Regions from separate parts of the Homo sapiens genome. Here region 2 is linked to region 1. A link is a contact called in ENCODE Hi-C data. All regions are on one chromosome and are shown on one strand. The core of a region is the stretch at or near the end of the contact, and the rest is flanking DNA. Distances in the headings are between cores, read along the strand shown.

Region 1 (4,453 bases), core at 643-3,142:
AGCATATAGTATTTGGTTAGATTTTTTTTTTTTTTGCTTTTTGACTGCAGTTGCCAAACATTTGAGATTATAAAAACGATAGTACTACATAAAATAGACCTGCAGCAACACTGTTTATGGCACACGCAACAATATTATTTTCTGCTGTTTGGTGTGCAGGAGTTGTAAATAGCAAAATGTGTAAGCCATTAAATCTAGTAGCAATAGGACTCAAAGCAAGGTTTATTATACCAGTGCCTGAAAAGCTTTACTTTTTATCTCTGTGTGTTAAATTTTCGTGTTTGCAACAGTATTTTAGCTCTGGAGCTATTTATCTGGTAGCATCTTTGAGAAAAAGGAAATGGACAGATGTCCATAAACAAAGGGCTCCACCTGGTGGTAAAGAGGAGGTATGAAATGTTGATGAAGAGAACTAATGCTGCAAAGGCAAACAGATGGAAGAGCAACGCGTGTGCGTGTGTGTATGTCTCCTAAAATGAATATGTTTGAAGGAAAGAGAATGACAAAATCCTCCAAATTTGGATTCCAGTGTGGATATAGGCTTACAGCTAACATTATTTGATTATTTCTTTCACATTCAGTCATTCCAATATGTTTACAAATTATTTTATTCAAAATACATACATCTGAACAGATATTAACAGATGACCCTAACAGATACTAGGTACAATTGATGACAAACTATCCATATCATCTGATCATCTTAGGTTTTAGTAGAATGCCATCTAGTAGACAGATTTAAACAAAGAAAGCATTTGTTCCGACTCGAGGGCATCCTTTAGGTGGCTTTGTGGCTCACCTAGTTAGGAAGACCTGAAAAGGATGTGGTGCAGAGCTCCGGGGAGGGAAGCAAGGGTTTCAAATCCATGACTAAGAAACAGAAAATTGTTCATTTTAAAATGTCATCTGTGGCTGAAGTGTTGAAGAATTTGAATCTGCGTATTGTGATTCTTCCACCTTTTCAAACTCTAAAATTAGGCCAGGAATTACATATATCAAATACTATGCAAAATGTAAAACAGGCATGCCGTTTATGGCTCTCTACGTAAGGTGGAAATTAAATCTTCAGCCTCCAATAAAATTGTATTTCTGTAATAAAACTGCTGCACCTTGACTCTAGACTACATTGAATCCCAAATTAAACACTCCATTTGCTGTACTGTAACAAGCAAAAGGGTTTGCTACACTGAACAATATTACAGATAGGAAAAACGTATTCTTTTTTGCTTTATCACCTATGTAGAGACCACGAAAACAGGCTAATTCCTCATCTCTTCTTTCTCAGAACACAACATGTTTTGATATGGGAAATTTTAAAATTCTATCTTTCATTGCTAAAATTTATATTTCTTCCTAATTCTATAAATCAGCATAGATGACTAGGCCTAAAAAAAGTCAACCAAGTAGGATATTTACTACAAAATGTCTACTGCATTTCATGGATAACTCAGGCTTATAAGCAGAAACAGCTGGTGTGCTAAAGGCTAGGTACATTTCTTTATGCATTATGTATAATTCCCCATAATGTACATGCAACATTCACTCCACATCCATATCTGAAGTGCACACATACTGCTACATGATCTATGAAAGTTTTAAACTTAGGATCTGTTAATACATATGTATTTATCTCACCCAGTGTTGATTTAGAAGAAATTAGACTGGATGTTCTTTTAAGCAGTCTAATTCTATAGTTTTTTTTTCCCTCACCACGCCATGGCCCAGCCAGCGCTGACTTCTGGCATTTGTAAAGTGTCTGTAATAGAAATGAAAGCCTACCCAGGGTGAGGAATAGAAAGCAATGAATACTAATGTTGCTTCTTCTTACCAACTAAAGTGCAGGCGAACAAGACAGGAAGCTGTCTGTGCCTCTCTGTCTCGGCCGTCCTCCCTTGGCTCTGCCAAGCCACCCTCTAGTGGACTGAGGGGGGAATTTCCTTTCCTGGCTGCCTCACTCGGCTATTCATTTGATAAATGAGCTCCCCTCCCCCTCTCTCAGGAGATGGTAGATATTATTAACCTTCAAGCACGATACAGCGAGATGAATGTTAATCATGAAGGGATTTCTCATCAAGTTTAATGGTGTAAGACATAGAGAAGTTGTGTTAGCAGTTTCAATCCTGCTAAAAATGCTAATTGTTATGTTTCATATGATAGGTGAGGATAATAGGAAAATGGCAACAGCTTCAGCGTTTCCATTTGGAAGTTGTTGCCCATAATTTTGAGGCAAATATAGAGGAAAAGATTACGGTCCTTAGTATGAATGACTTGTGAAGAGGCTAATTTAGGGCTGCTTCTTTGGAGACATTGGAGATTTGAGGCTTGACATCTACTGAGCTCAAGAAAAGAGAATTTTCTGCTGGGAAGAACTAAAGCCAAAAGAAGAAATTTTGGACCTAGAAAGAACATGAGTCTATGGTAAGGGATACAAGGTTATAGTGTTGAGTACTGATCTTTTGAGCACTTTCTGTCTTCTACATTTTTCTCTGTGTTTCACTGGCACTTTTGCCAACATGTAGAGGTAATCTTTTTTTTAAAGCAGTTATTTCATCCTGACCTAGGAATCATAGTAAGTGCACTTAGGAGTCCTAGATGAACCCCAAGAGAAATGCCATTTTTGTTTTTCTCAACATGTCCCTTTCCTTGCCCCATGAGTTGTTACCCATGCTCTGGCATAAGGACACCCTACTGTCCCCAGCTTCAATGACCCCAGTCTTGCAGAGTTGGCTTCTCATGTAGCTCTGTTGTTTGTCCTGGTCCCTAACTGTTTGAGCTGGGGTTCTTTCGGGGCACATACACACACAAGTGGGGATCCTGGAATGTTATATGAGCAATGTCTTCAGTGTATACTTTTACTTGACTTTGATTACCCTAAATTCTATTGCTCAACCCTAAACTTCTATAGTAGCTCATGGTGTTACCTGTGAATGAACTGGAAAGCATTTTGCTGCAAGGAAGCTTATCAGTTGAATGTGGGCCTTGAAAAATTTCCTTGTAATTTCATAGTTTATGTGTTCAGTTTGACTTTAGAAAGCATCTAAATGATAAATGCAAATTCAAAAATAATCCATTAAGGATATGAGCCTATGTGGATATGGACCTTTTTAACTGTATTGTCCCAGTTTTCATATGTAGCTTTTGTCATCATTTTTTTACAGACTCCTATAAAATGGAGTCAACATAGAGAAAATATGTGATTCTCCAGGTGCTAACATGAGATGGGATATCAATGACTAACATTATTTTCCCATCAATAATGATAATTATACTAATTAGTCCAGGCATCACACCTGTGTAAAATCCCTATCCCTATTTTACAGATGAAGTCACTGAGACACCAAAGGTTAATTGCTTGCCCAAAGCCATGTAGCAACTTGGTGAGTACCAGTATTTAAAATCTTACACTCTTGCTTCCTTAACAATGGAACAAAGTTATTGCTTGTATCACAGGAGATTGGTGTCAATGAACAATGGAGCAAAGGGGTCACATATTGCTTGTTTTAAAATTGTAGACTCTTTCTCATATTAATGGAGTCCTTTACTGTGTTTTCCAGGTTGAAGTTACTTTAGTGTCGAAAGCTCCACATATGTGCTTTTCGCAAAATCAATAGTCACCCCATGCAAACGAAGAGATGGTAATTAGAGATGGGACAGACCCCAACATATCCTTCATTTGAAGATAGAATAAATTCAGCAAGATACCTAATTATTATCATCATCTTTCACAAAAACATATGTGATTTTTCCCCCCTACCCAAATGTTTTAGTGAAAACTGCAACTGTGCATTAAAAGGCAGTTTTGCATGCATATATTCAGAGAACAATATGGAGAATCTATCCCTTGGGATAAAAAAAAAAACACCCAGCAACAACAAACTTGAAAACAGATGGTTCTGATACAGTCTGATAAGAATGTAAACAAGAAAATCTTTGTTGACTTATTTCATAGTAATCAGTAATAATTAGTTATTGTCTAGAGGTGAGTTACAAATTTCACAAGCATGGCCACGAACAGCCTCTGAAAAGTGAAGCTAAATTTGTGACATCAGTGAGGAATTACTGACCCCTGCTGAACCCTCCTTATTAACATTTTTCTTGATTGACATAAAGGAATGAAACCCTGGAAGAGGATAATTTCTGCATTCTTTGTTTTTTCTTTTGTCATCATTTGATTTAGAGATATTAGACCCCTCTGACTAATCCATGAATTTTAAGTTCTTTGAAAAAGAACTTAAATTTTCTCTACAGCTTAGAGAACTAAAGCTCTCTTTCCTTCCGTTTTTCCTTCCTTCCTTCCTTCCTTCCTTCCTTCCTTCCTTCCTTTCTTCCTTTTTTCTTCCCTCCCTCCCTTCTTTCCTTCCTTCCTTCCTTCCTTCCTTCCTTCCTTCCTTCCTTCCTTCCTTCCTTCCTTCCTTCCTTCATGGGGTCCACAGTTTAGTTGGAGAGGCAAGTT
Region 2 (4,453 bases), core at 1,160-3,659, 680 kb after region 1:
ATTCTCCTGCCTCAGCCTCCCGAGTAGCTGGGATTACAGGCTCCTGGCACCACGCCCAGCTAATTTTCGTATTTTTAGTAGAGACAGGGTTTTACCATCTTGGCCAGGCAGGTCTTGAACTCCTGACCTTGTGATCCACCTGCCTTGGCCTCCCAAAGTGCTAGAATTACATGCATGAGCCACTGCGCCTGGCCCAAAAATATATTTCTTGTCACAATACCACAGGGTGGAATGGGAAACTGAGTCTAGTATGAGGATGAGAGTTCATAAAAGGATAACTCATTGAAAGAACTCCCTCTAGGACACACATTAAGGATACTGAGGGTCTGAGGGATGGTGGGTTTAGTGGGCTGCACAGATGCAGAATTAGTGGGAGTGGAAGAACATTTAGGCCTCTTAGCCTTCAGCTTTGTCCTGGGTGTGTCATACTTCCAAGGCTCCTGAGTCTCTGGAAGGAGTGAGCTGAGTATTGATTCCAGGGATAGGTTCAGAGCTGAGGGTTGCTGGTGTGTAGCACTGGACTGGTGTGGTCTTTGAGATGAATGCAGGCCTGTCCCAGCTCCTTCACTCCCTCATATGCCATACTGTCTCAGTACCTCTCTGCATGTTCATTTTAGGGCTTGATTTTGTCTCTAAACTTAGAGCCCAGGAAAAAGTATTCAGTATCCTTAGAGCACTAGGAGTTGCGTTGGCAAAGACAGATAGCCTGACCCATTATAATATTAACTAATTTCAACCCACACTAATTATCAAAGGTACTCATTTAAGGAAAGATGTGGTGTTTAGAGTAATCTTGTGGAAAGACTGCTTTCACTTAAAAAAAAAAATGGGGCCAGGTACAGTGGCTCACGCCTGTAATCCCAGCACTTTGGGAGGCTGAGGCAGGAAGATAACGAGGTCAGGAGTTCGAGACCAGCCTGACCAACATGGTGAAACCCTGTCTCTACTAAAAATACAAAAATTAGCCGGGTGTGGTGGTGCATGCCTGTAATCCCAGCTACTCAGGAGGCTGAGGCAGGATAATTGCTTGAACCCAGGAGGTGGAGGTTGCAGTGAGCCAAGATCACTCCATTGCACTCCAGCCTGGGTGACAGAGTGAGATTCCATCTCAAAAAAGAAAAAACAAAAAGGATAGAGACAGAATTTAAAAGTTCTCTGACACAACAAAAATTGATTTTTTTTCTTAAATATGAAAGATTCACTTAGTTTTTTGTTTTGGCCTCAGGTTGGTTTATTTATGCACTATATTTGTTTTTATTGCCATGGTGATCTTTTCTTCTTTCTTTTTTTTTTTCTCCCCTGCAGTTCAGTGGTGCCTTCTTGGCTCACTGCAACCTCTGCCTCTGGGGTTCAAGTGATTCTTATGCCTCAGCCTCCCGAGTAGCTAGGATGACAGGAGCACACCACCACGTCTCACTAATGTTTTGTATTTTTAGTAGAGACTGGGTTTCACCATGTTGGCTAGGCTGGTCTTGAACTCCTCACCTCAAATGATCCGCCCGCCTCGGCCTTCCAAAGTGCTGGGATTAAAGGGGTGAGCCACCGCACCCGGCCGTGTCTTTTGCTGTTGCTGTTTAAAAGACACAGGTCACCTTTTAGCTTCTGTCCAGTTCATTACACATGAACAATTTGGTTTTCTTTAGAACACTCTTGAGCCCTTGAAATGTCATACATTGTAGGGGCCAGTTTTCTTATGTTTTCCCTGTCAGCAGATTTTGTTAAAAACATCTTGCTGATAGACCCTATTTTATTAATGATGAGATTCAATGAACCCCTGCAGGGTAAGGTTTTTTTTTTTTTAAATCTCTTTTGATGGGGTTTGATGTAAACCTCAAAGGTCTTCTCTCTATGTCTGTTCTATTCCTTTTCTCTTGCATTATTAATTCACCCATAAATTGCAAACTTCTAATGAAGTATTACCTTCATGCTAACTTCCTAAGTTTCAGGGCAGCATCTGGTGACATAGGGATCATTTTACAGCAGTGTCACAGCATCAGTTGACAAGAGGGTCAGTAAATAGCATTGTTATGGATCTTAAATGAATCCAATACTTACAGCAAACCAGGTGGCGTGGAGTTTGGCTGTATCAGACGTGCAGGATAATGATGCAAATGACCATGCTTACACAACCCCTCTGCATGACTTAGGAACAATGCCTACATTATCTTTAAGATACAGAAAACACAAGTAACATGTAAGAGACACTGTTAGAGTCAGTTCCCCTGATCACTAATATCGGTGTGTCGTCAGTCATTTTTTGTATTCCCATGTAACTGATTAAATCTATTTGGGAAAAAGTGTCGGCCATCGTATCTTAGATTCTGTTTCTTAAAAAAAAAAAAAAAAAAAGGAAGAGTGAGTTGGGGGAGGGCTGTTGATGGCAGTTTGCTGCCGCTGAGTCTGGCCTGCTGTTTTTCTGGCATTTTTTCATCTGTGCTGCCATCTAGAGAGGAGAATTGGAAACACGCAAAAATAAAGTCCCAAGATGGAGTTCAGGGAAAGTGGATACTGTGTATTTATTTGTAGAAAACTGGAAGAAACATCATGAGATTTGGGACTATAAATTTATGTTTTTCTCTTCTCTCTCTCTGTCCCTCCAAGATCCAAAACAGGACTTGGATATCTGTTTCTCAGTTTTTGTGAGGACATTCCAGGCATTGCTGGGAAGCCATTTCCTGGATTCGAACTGACTCCTTACATACCTAAAATTCAATTGTATAAACTTTCTGGGACCTCTAAATTGTCAGAAAGTGGTCTCACTTTTCTACAGTTGAAACATTGCTGGAAATGCTCACATTCCCAGTTCTGTAGGATTTGGAAATAAAATGGCAGCTTTTTGTGTGTGAATTAACAAGAGAAAGAAGTCCTTTCAACACAGTGGAGCAGTTTCCTGAAGTCTGTGCCTTCCACAGAATCTACCAGATCTGCGGGATGTTTATAGGTGAAACGTTGGTCAAATGAATTTGGGGATTGCAAGGTAAAACAATGTTAAGCAGTTTTTATAGGCTTTAATTTACCAGTGTCCACTGCCAGCTTGCAAGAGAGGAAAATGCTGGGCAAGCTTTCCCAAACTTGTTTGACCTTGAAACCCTGGGCTTTTCATAGACCTGGTGTTGTGTGGCGCTTACATTCGGAGCTATTACAACAGGGAAAGGACATTAGCCTGCTGCATGCACACTACGCAGAAACACCAGTCCTCCCTGACCCCATCCTATTCCTTCTCTCTGTGTCTCAATATTTTTGAAGTTTTGTTTTGGTTTGAGTAGAGACTGGGGAATTTAACTACTTTTTTTCTCTAGCAGGATTGTAACAGGAGTAGGATCTGTTTGATACTTGCTACTCCCAGGTAAAACAAAGTAAGTTTACCTACAACATATGCCAAATTTTCTCTCTCAGCTTACATGTCAAACAGCACATAGTAAGATAGTCTTTTTACTCAGAACACATTTAGTGTGCTCTAATTCTGTGTAAGGTACCACTGGGAGGGGAGAACAGAGAGAAATAAAATATGATCCTTGACTTAGTCAAATCATTAAATAGATGGAGTGATAAGCTTATACACAGATTACTACAAGATCCCTTATACAGATAAATAATGGTCATACTAGATTTAGTCATCATAACTGAAATAATAGGGTTTAGTTTATGTGGAGCAAGGCCATGGAAACTATCCATGGAAAAAGAAACTAATAGCCTTACAGAAACTCTGTTATAGTGGCATCCATTGTTAGAGCATTTCACCTTATTTAAAAAAAAAAAGAAAAAGTCAATGGCAAAGAATATCTGTCTGTATTAATTCTGGAAAGTGACATTCTTGATGAAACTAAGTGAACAATATTAATAATGCTTCTCTTTAGATAATTTTTCTGCATTTTAGGAGATGGACCATATAATTCATAGTTTTGACTCAAAAAGTAATGTCTCTATTTAGGTATTAATAAGGATATGATCCCTTACAAGGGATACATATTATTTCCACTTCATGAAAACAACAGGGGCTCAGAGAATAAGCTTGTTTAATAGCTTGTAAAGGGCAGGCTTGGAATTCAAATCCAGTTCTGTCTGGCCCCAAATTGTTATTTTTGTTTCCCTTTTTGTGGGGCAGAGTAATTTTAGAAAATGTTTGCGTACTTTCTGATTTCTATAGCCTAAAAATATGATGCCAAAGAAAAATGAGGAAAACAGCTTTCCTGAGCTTTAGAGAATTACACATACACAAATAGGAGACTATAAGCTTTGTGAGAGCAGAAACCTCAAGGCCATATCTGTTCTCTTTGCCACACTAAGCACAGAGCTTAGCACATACCTGGCATATAGATCCTCATTAAAGATTTGCTCAATGAGGCACATATGAATGATAGTGTTTGAGATTAGGTGGTAGGCACTCATGAAAACTTTCAATATCTTCTTGTATTTTTTGCAAGATAGTCCACAGTTTTGAATCTGCAAAGGA

The links. Hi-C counts contacts between places; a loop is a spot of excess contacts on that map. Pooled maps may share reads with other maps.
Region 2: a loop to region 1 is called in a map of MCF 10A, with 3 times the contacts of the local background. The contact joins two enhancer-like sites. A Hi-C loop is called at or near these places in 2 of 168 maps with a recorded cell type or tissue (HCT116 and MCF 10A) and 4 of 50 pooled maps.

What each region holds. Positions count from the first base shown.
Region 1 is chr2:176,652,144-176,656,596 of GRCh38, forward strand. It overlaps LINC01117 (long intergenic non-protein coding RNA 1117), which reads left to right. Exons shown (of 4, transcript NR_110599.1): 3 at 3,321-3,377; 4 at 3,555-3,815. Among named protein-coding and RNA genes, the nearest start is that of LINC01117, 17 kb to the left of the region's middle. Within about 2 kb of position 1,893, at least 3 of the 41 ENCODE cell types and tissues checked have a DNase peak (open chromatin) inside an H3K27ac peak, as active enhancers do.
Region 2 is chr2:177,330,087-177,334,539 of GRCh38, forward strand. LOC100130691 (Putative uncharacterized protein FLJ44553) reads right to left here. Exons shown (of 9, transcript NR_026966.1): 3 at 4,307-4,443; 4 at 2,056-2,165; 5 at 1,486-1,570. Among named protein-coding and RNA genes, the nearest start is that of MIR6512, 18 kb to the left of the region's middle. Within about 2 kb of position 2,410, at least 9 of the 41 ENCODE cell types and tissues checked have a DNase peak (open chromatin) inside an H3K27ac peak, as active enhancers do.